2 separate regions of the Homo sapiens genome follow, and region 2 is linked to region 1. Evidence: chromatin loops called from intact Hi-C (ENCODE). Cell type or tissue: right lobe of liver. All regions are shown on one strand. Each heading gives the region's core, and the rest is flanking DNA. Links, peaks and the distances in the headings are about the cores only. Region 1 overlaps HDLBP (high density lipoprotein binding protein). Region 2 overlaps SEPTIN2 (septin 2).

Evidence for each region. Peaks named below come from ENCODE experiments on the same cell type or tissue, not always from the same donor. Only the 100,000 strongest peaks of a DNase experiment are listed, where the experiment ranks them.
Region 2: it touches region 1 in a loop (4-fold over the local background); 8 of 110 quality-filtered maps call a loop at or near these places.

Annotation. Positions count from the first base shown.
Region 1 is chr2:241,255,235-241,259,629 of GRCh38, forward strand. It overlaps HDLBP (high density lipoprotein binding protein), which reads right to left. Exons shown (of 28, transcript NM_005336.6): 6 at 1,366-1,572; 7 at 950-1,165; 8 at 140-346. Among named protein-coding and RNA genes, the nearest start is that of HDLBP-AS1, 15 kb to the right of the region's middle. In right lobe of liver, for the core only: a CTCF peak has its summit at 2,379; a DNase peak (open chromatin) is centred at 757; H3K27ac peaks cover 1,758 bases.
Region 2 is chr2:241,345,461-241,349,855 of GRCh38, forward strand. It overlaps SEPTIN2 (septin 2), which reads left to right. Exons shown (of 13, transcript NM_004404.5): 10 at 706-789; 11 at 2,674-2,731. Among named protein-coding and RNA genes, the nearest start is that of FARP2, 8.6 kb to the right of the region's middle. In right lobe of liver, for the core only: no CTCF peak of the experiment used is centred there; no DNase peak of the experiment used is centred there.

The DNA of each region.
Region 1 (4,395 bases), core at 1-4,000:
GGGCTCAGAGGCACGCTCTCCCCAAACCTGGGCACCTGCACTGTGTCCAGGCCCCAGGATTTACAAATCGAGAGCTCATCCATGAAGGCCCCGCGGACTCCACTCAAAGGAGACACACTTCATGCTCGGAGGCAGTTACCTTGGCATAGACTTCAGTCAACGCCTGACCTAACTTTTCAGGTTCGCCTCGAAGTATTACAGTCTCAGAGATGCTGTCTGAGGGTGGGATCTCAACGGAAACTCCAGTTCTCTCAAGGATCTCCTGCAATGAATTGCCCTTGGGCCCAATGACATACTTGTGTTGGGATTTCTTCACTTCCACTGCAATGGTTGTAGTCTTCTTTTTCTAAATAAGAGCACCATAAGGGGCAGTCAAAGGGAAAGGTGTGGGAAGCGGGCAGGTGGGCATGGCCACTGCTGCAGAAAGCAAGCCAAAGCGGCCCAGACTATAGATGCTGATCCCAAGAAGTGAACAACAAGTGATCAGGACTAGCCAATCCCCAGAAACTTCACTGTTCAAGGACTGGATTTTTCCCCTCAGTCTAGTCACCCGCCGGCTGATAACTTCGTCCTTGAACACTGCAAAACACCCAATCCTTTCCCTCAATTAAGGAACACGTTTCAGACCTCAAAGTTCACTAAGCTGAGCTAACAGCTTAATCTAAGACGTGAACAAGTCCGGGATGTGCATCTGACCCGGGGCAGCCCAGCTGGCAGCCTGTCAGCACAGTCAGAGGCCCAGGACGGCAAGGACAACTGCCAGGCAGATGCTCAACAGCAAGGGGGGGCGGGCACCGATCTCACCCGGGTCACTCAAGTGTAGAGACAATAAGCATCTTCATCAAGGACAAAAAGATAAGGGGCAGAACCAGGCCTTAACTGAATCTCCAGACCCAAATCCTCATTTCTATTCCTGCCCATGGGGATTTGCCTCCTCTAAATCGTGTACCTTCTCCTCATAAATCTTCTTGATGCGAGCCACAGCCTGAGCCAACTGTTCCTTCTCTCCAGTGAAGACAATCTCTGTCCGGTTCACGCTGGGTGGGGGGATGTTGATGCGCGTGCCTGTCTCCTGCATGATCTCGCCAACCAGTCTATTATACGGCCCAGCGATGAAGGGGTGGAATGCCTTTTCTACTTCTAGCCTCTCCACAGCACGTTTGTCCTGGAAAGGAAGGGATGATCTGATGAGAACAGGCCTTTGAAAACAAACTGGGGACAGACAGGGCTTTTTAGAGTTGGAGTCAAGCCCTCCACCCCCACCACATTATGCCTTGAAGTCCACACTGGACACGGCAACCCATGAGGGAGTGAGGTCTGCACAAGCAGGTAGGCAGGGGCACGAGGCACTCACACAGGCCTCACCTGCTCGGCAGAGATGAGTAAGACTTCATGGCGAGCTTTCTCGATGCCCTCTTTGGTGCCAGTGATCTTGATCTGATTGCTGGGGTCATCTGGGCGTGGGATCTGGATTTTGGTTGCAGTTTTTAGCTCCAAGTCTTGCAGTTTCTCTCCATTTTTGCCAATAACAAAGCGATGGTGTTCTTTGGGAATGGCAACAGTTGCTGAGGCCTATAGCAAGAAGAGAATAAAAGAAAACAAGAATATTTGTAGGTTCTGAAGGAGCATATTTTTCCAAGACATTCTGGCAGAAACACCATCTTTGCTTATTCCTGCCCAGCAGCACCAACTCATCCATTAAAACAGCATGAGCTTAAACATCACATGCTTGGGGAAGGTTGCCCTGACTCCCAGGTTAGGGTAAGTTCGAGTGTATCTGCACCACTACTTAACATCCACTGGAATATACACCCACAAAGGGAGACAAGAGTTAACATCCACAAAAGCTGGACAGGAAGAAGCATGACTGCATATCCAGAAACCCTGAAAAAACTACTGGGTGAAATTCTATTTATAGCAAAGAGAAAAGACTGAAATCAAGAAGTTAACAACATTAACTTCCACAAACAACAACTACTTAGAAGATGTAATGAAAGAGATGCGTTTCTTTTTTTTTGAGACGGAGTCTCGCTCTGACGTCAGGCTGGAGTGCAGTGGTGCCATCTTGGCTCACTGTAACCTCTGCCTCCTGGGTTCAAGGGATTCTCCTGCCTCAGCCTCTCGATTAGCTGGGACTACAGGCGTGCGCCACCATGCCCAGCTAATTTTTATATTTTTAGTAGAGGCAGGGTTTCACCATGTTGGCCCCGATGGTCTCGAATTCCTGACCTTGTGATCCGCCCACCTCAGCCTCCCAAAGTGCTGGGATTGCAGGTGTGAGCCACTGCGCCTGGCCAAAAGATGTGTTTCTAATAGAAAAAAGGAAAAAAGAAAAAAGGACAAGAAAATAGCAAGACACAAGCCCAACACAAGGTGGAGTATGTGCATTCGAAATTAGAAAACACTCCTTAAAATAGCTAACAGAAGGTTTAAGTAGATGGCGATCATCCCAATTAACTTTAAAATATTAATACAATTTCAAACAGTTGATTATAAAGGTTGTAACACAGAACCAACAAAAATGAACAAGAAAACCCTGAAAAAGAATAGTGCAGGGTGGAGGTGTTAACAGTGGTCCTAGACATTAAACATGAAACCATTATCATTAACACAGGAAATACCAGTATACGGAAAGACCTGCTGGTCTGAACTGAAAACCCAGAAACAGAGCTAAGTTAATATAAACATTTAGGACATGATAAAAGCAGCCACTCAAGTTCACTAGAGCAAAACGTCTTTTCAAGACAGTGATGGCACGCCTGTAATCCCAGCACTCCGGGAAGCCGAGATGAGAGGATTGTTTGAGCCCAGGAGTCCAAGATCAGCCTGGGCAACATGGTGAGACCTGACTTCTACAAAAATTTTAAAAATAAGCTGGCCAAGGCCAGGCGCAGTGGCTCACGCCTGTAATCCCAGCACTTTGGGAGGCCGAGGTGGGTGGATCACGAGGTCACCAAAAATACAAAAATTAGCATGGTGGCAGGCGCCTGTAATCCCAGCTACTCGGGAGGCTGAGGCAGGCGAATGGCGTGAACCCGGGAGGCGGAGCTTGCAGTGAGCCGAGATCGCGCCACTGCACTCCAGCCTGGGCGACAGAGCAAGACTCCGTCTCAAAAAAAAAAAAAAAAAAAAAAAAAAAATTAGCTGGCCATGGTGACGTGTGCCTGTGGTCCCAGCTACTGGGGTGGCTGAGGCAGGAGAACTGCCTGAGCCTAGGAGGTTGAGGCTCCGGTGAGCCGTGATCATGCCATGGCACTTCAGCTTATGTGGCAGGCTGAGACCCTGTGTTACAACAAACAAAAAAATAGTGCTGACAACTCGAAAGCCGTATGGAAAAAAGTGAAACTCAATCAGTGCCTCAACCCTATTTGCAATAAATTCCAAATAGATCAGAAACTGAAATGTAAGAACACATTTACAAGCAGCAGAAGAAAAGATAAACTTTCTTATGACCTGATAGTGAAAAAACTTTCCTAACAATGACTCAAGATAATAAAAAATGCAAGTGGCCCTTATATATTGAAAAGGTGCTCAATCTTGCTCATCAGAAAAATGCAAATTTAAAGTATATTTGGTTGCCTCTCACATCGGCTAAAACCCAAGAATGTGAAGAGCCTGGCTCTTGCATACTGCTGATGAGACGGCAAAACACTAATTCCTAAGGAAGGAAATTTAGCATCCGATGGCCCGATTCCACATGCAGCCACCCTCTGACCCAGCCATCTCACTTCTAGGAATCTATCCCAAGATACACTGGGTAAAACAGGAAATAGCATATGCACACGATTGCTACTGTAACATAATTTGTAACAGCTAAAGTCTGGAAACTACCCAAATGCCCATCAGTAGGAAAGCCTGGGTAAATTACAGTACGCCCACAGAATATTACACTGCTGAACAAAGAAATGAGAAAAATCACTACTTACTGATATGCAGACACCTCCAAAAAATAATAAAAGAAAAAAAGCAAGGCATAGAACAGGGTGTATGGCAAGCTGTATTTTGCTTCTGCTCTCAAACAACAAACAACAAAGGATAAACCAGGACCAGGAATGGCCGCCTGCAAAGGTGAGGAGGGAGCAGGGTGAAGGTAACAGGCAGGGGAGATTTCTCTGAAAGTACTTTATTATATAACGTTGACTTTGCAAGCATGTAAATGTTGAAATACTTTAAAAATTGACAGTAAATGGAAACAAATGTACCTAACTATATCAAGATGACAGAAAAACTCAGAAAAAAGGAATTACTTCAAGTGATTTTGAACTCATGATTTTCCTTTTCTGGGACTCTGTCACCCAGGCTGGGCTGTGGTGGTGCAAACACTGCTCACAGAAGCCTCCACATCCCAGGCTCAAACAATCCTTTCTCCTCAGACTTCTAAGTAGCTGGGATTAC
Region 2 (4,395 bases), core at 276-4,275, 91 kb after region 1:
TGTTTCTCACAATGAGGTAGAGTGAGCCACTCCTTGGCTATCTCAATCCATTTCCCTGGATCCTGAATCAATAGGAACGTGTTACAATGTTTGCTCATTCTTGCCTGCTTTTAAGTATTTTGAATAAGCTAGGCAATTAAAAAAAATTTTTTAAGAGTGCTTCATAAGATGAATGGAAGGTTAAGTTGCTGACTAATATTCTTGGATCCAGAATATTAGTCCTTCACTTTATGGTCTTGTACATAGCTTAAGCTAACCAACTCTTTTTTCTCATATGAGAGTAATATATAAATTTTGAGTTATAGGAGGCATGAATATTTTCATTACATTTTCCGTAAGTCCTTTTAGAAGAGTGTCTTCTATTTCAGACATTGTTGACCTGAAAATCTCTTAAAATCTGTCTGCCATCCTGTGGTAGTGATGGCCTCACACAGGGGTGGCAGTGCCTCTAGCAGAAATCCCCCTGAGAGACTCAGTCGAGACCTGTGTTTGTATATCATTTATTGGGGAAGAAAGGGAGAGCTACACCTCACTAGACATTTCCACGGCCATACTCATTATCCTGAAATCCCAGCAGCTTTATGTACAATTTACCAAGTAATTTTAATTACTGCTATTTCTTCTATGTACTTGATGGGTGGTTTTTTTTCTCATGAGAATGTCATGTGCATGATGCCACCTTGGTGCATTCCTCTTCTCTTTCAGCACCCACATGCAGGATCTCCAGGAGGTGACCCAGGACCTTCATTATGAAAACTTCCGTTCTGAGAGACTCAAGAGAGGCGGCAGGTCATCACACTGTGCCCCTTTCTCTGTATTGTGTCACCCTGAGCCACAATGTTCCTCCTCCTCTATGTGTTCAGCTCAGCCTTCTTGACCATTAAGCAACATGGTTTGGTTTCCTACTCAAAAGTTATTATAAAAGAGTTGTTAATTTAATCAAATTATGCTCTTTTAGCCTTTTTAAGAAAAAGTACATTTAATGATATGCACGTAAAAACTTTAGGCCAGGCACGGTGGCTCATGCCTGTAATCCCAGCACCTTGGGAGACCAAGGCAAGGTAGATTGCCTGAGCGCAGGAGTTTTGAGACCATGAGATTACATGGTGAAGTCCCATCTCTACAAAAATTTAAAAAAAAAAAAATTAATTTAGCCGGGCATGGTGGCACACACCTATAATCCCAGCTACTCGGGAGGCTGAGTTGGGAGGAGCAGTTGAGCCTGGGAGGTGCAGTGAGCCATAATTGCACCACTGCACTTTATCCTGGGCAATAAAACAAGACCCTGTCTCAAAAAACAAACAAAAACTTTAGATGGAAAGGCCAGAGGCTTGTGTCGAGTTCTCCTTCAAAAGCATCACTCTGTACGTGAGGACAAACTTGTTGCCATTAGGAAACTGCAGCACCTGAGTTAAGGGTGAGGCCAGGATGAGTGGCATCCAAGCAGCCAGTGGCCGTTGAAGCAGCAGCTTCGATCCTCGCAAAGTCCTGCAGCCATCCTCACTCACCTTTTCTTTTTAACCATTCTAATATGTTTTTATATAAGTTTTCTGGGAGGCCAAGGCAAGTGGATCACTTGAACCCAGTAGTTTGAGACCGGCCCTGGCAACATAGGGAGACCTCGCCTCTATAAAAATTTTTTTTAAATTAGCCAGATGTGGTGGTGCATGCCTGTGGTCCCAGCTACTAGGGGGAGGATTCCTTGAGCCCAGTAGGTCCAGGCTGCAGTGAGCTATGGTCGCACCACCACGCTCCAGACTGGGCAACAGAGTGAGACCCTGTCTCAACAACAAAAGTTTCCTGTGTTGTAATTCATTAAAATTCTCACATTCTAATAATTTGATGGATTTCTAGATACATATGTTGTACACATTGAAGTCTAATTATGAGTTTGGAAATGAGACATTAAGAAAGATTTTAGAGGCAGCAAGAAAATTCCACCCTCTGGAAGCTGAGTAGGCGCTGGCCCTGAGATGGAGATTAGTGTGCTTTGCAGAGCACAGTTCTCAGGTGTGCTTGGGGAGCTTACCCTTTGCCCCTCGTTCACTCACGCAGATCCTGCTCCTTAAATGTGGTGACTACATTCGCATTAATAAAGAATAACATCTCAAAGCAAATTCTTCAGATAATACCTATTTTTGAGTGGGTAACAGCAAGTGTTGTCGCTCAAGCTTAGAGTAAGAAAAGTCTCTTGAATGTTCCATTTCATGTTGTTCGAACTTTTTAAAATCATTCTGTTCCCTTTTTATTCATTATATCTTTAATTAGAAAAATGATAGGCTGGGCGTGGTGGCTCATGCCTGTATTCCCAGCACTTTGGGAGGCCAAGGTGGGCGGATCACTTGAGGTTCAACACCAGCCTGGCCAACGTGGCAAAACCCCATCTCTACTAAACACAAAAAAAATTAGCTGGGCGTGGTAGCACGTGCCTGTAATGCCAGTTACCCAGGAGGCTAAGGTGGGAGAATTGCTTGAACCTAGGAGGTGGAGGTTGCAGTGAGCCAAGATCATGCCACTACACTCCAGCCCGTGCGACAGAGTGAGACACCATCTCAATATAAAAAGAGAAATGATAAATACATGTCATTTTAAATTTTAAAGTAGAATTTTTTGGGGGGGTAGCAAATAACTATTTGTTGCAGTGTTATGATTCTGATTTCTTTCGATTCTTAGGAAAGTGGAGAATGAGGACATGAATAAAGACCAGATCTTGCTGGAAAAAGAAGCTGAGGTAAGTAGGAAAGTACTATTGGTTGGTTGGTTGGTTGGTTGTTTTGTTTGTTTTGAGACAGAGTTTTGCACCATTGCCCAGGCTGGAGTGCAGTGGCGTGATCTCGGCTCACTGCAACCTCTGCCTCCCGGGTTCAAGTGATTCTCCTGCCTCAGCCTCCCGAGTAGCTGGGACTACAGGTGCCCGCCACCATGCCTGGCTAGTTGTTTTTGTATTTTTAGTAGAGACGGGGTTTCATCATGTTGGCCAGGCTGGTCTCGAACTCCTAACCTCAGGTGATCTGCCCACCTTGGCCTCCCAAAGTGCTGGGATTACAGGTGTGAGCCACCGTGCCCAGCCAAAAAGTACTATTCTTGTGACTGAAGGTGTTTTGTTTACATCCGTAGATATCATTGGTAATTAACTTAAAGTTTATAGTTTTTTTTTTAATTTGTTGAGGAGGATACATATAACTACTTTATTACTATATATACACATCTATATATAATAATAAACATGGATATTTACATAGCATACATGATGCTTCATATATTTAGCTGAAAGACTTTGGAGACAATTTAGTAATGTCACTGATATTTGTAAGTAGATCATAAATATGGAAATATGCTCTGTTGTAAAGGTGGCATTCAGATCTGCTGGAGTTTTGGAAGGCAAACACATTATTCAGTAAACAATAGGATCATAATGGGCTAGCCTTTTGGAAACAAAAAGAAAATACTTCTTTGGTCAAATTAATTCAATATTGATCAAATATTTAAATGTTAAAAATAACCACAAAGTCACCTGAAGAAAATTTAAATGTTTTATAATACTTTCCTGGAGGCATTTCTGAACACATACAAATCATAATGATAAGGATAAAGATGAATTAACATTTACTATTTTTGGCCAGGCACTGTGGGTTACACTTATAGTCCCAGCACTTTAGGAGGCCAAGGTGGGAGAATCACTTCATGCCAGGAGTTTAAGACCAGCTAGGGCAACAGAGTGAGACCCCCCTCGTTCTCTAGAAAAAAATTAAAAAATAATTAGCCATGCATGTCGGCATGCACCTGTAGTCCCAGCTACTCGGGAGGCTGAGGCAGAAGGATCCCCTGAGCCCAGGAGTTCAAGGATGCAGTGAGCTATGATTGTGCCACTGCAGTCTAGCCTAGGTGAAAGAGCAAGATCCCATCCCTTTAAAAAAAAAAAAATATATATATATGTATATGTATGTATATATATTATTTTTATTGTGAGGCCTTCATTGCCCTCCAGAAAAGCTGATTCATTCCCATTCCCCTTTACTTTGCATTTCTCACTGTCATCAGTCTCTTTCCCTCCTTTTAGGTTAGAAAACTTCTCATATTGGCCGGGCGCGGTGGCTCACGCTTGTAATCCCAGCACTTTGGGAGGCGGAGGCGGGTGGATCACGAGGTCAGGAGTTTGAGACCAGCCTGACCAATGTGGTGAAACCCCGTCTCTACTGAAAATACAAAAATCAGCTGGGCGTGGTGGTGTGTGCCTGTAATCCCAGCTACTCAGGAGGCTGAGGCAGGAGAATCGCTTGAACCCGGGAGGCGGAGGTAGCAGTGAGCCGAGATTGCGCCACTGCACTCCAGCCTAGGAGACAGAGTGAGACTCTGTCTTAAGAAAATTTATCATATTGTCTTATCTTTCTTTGG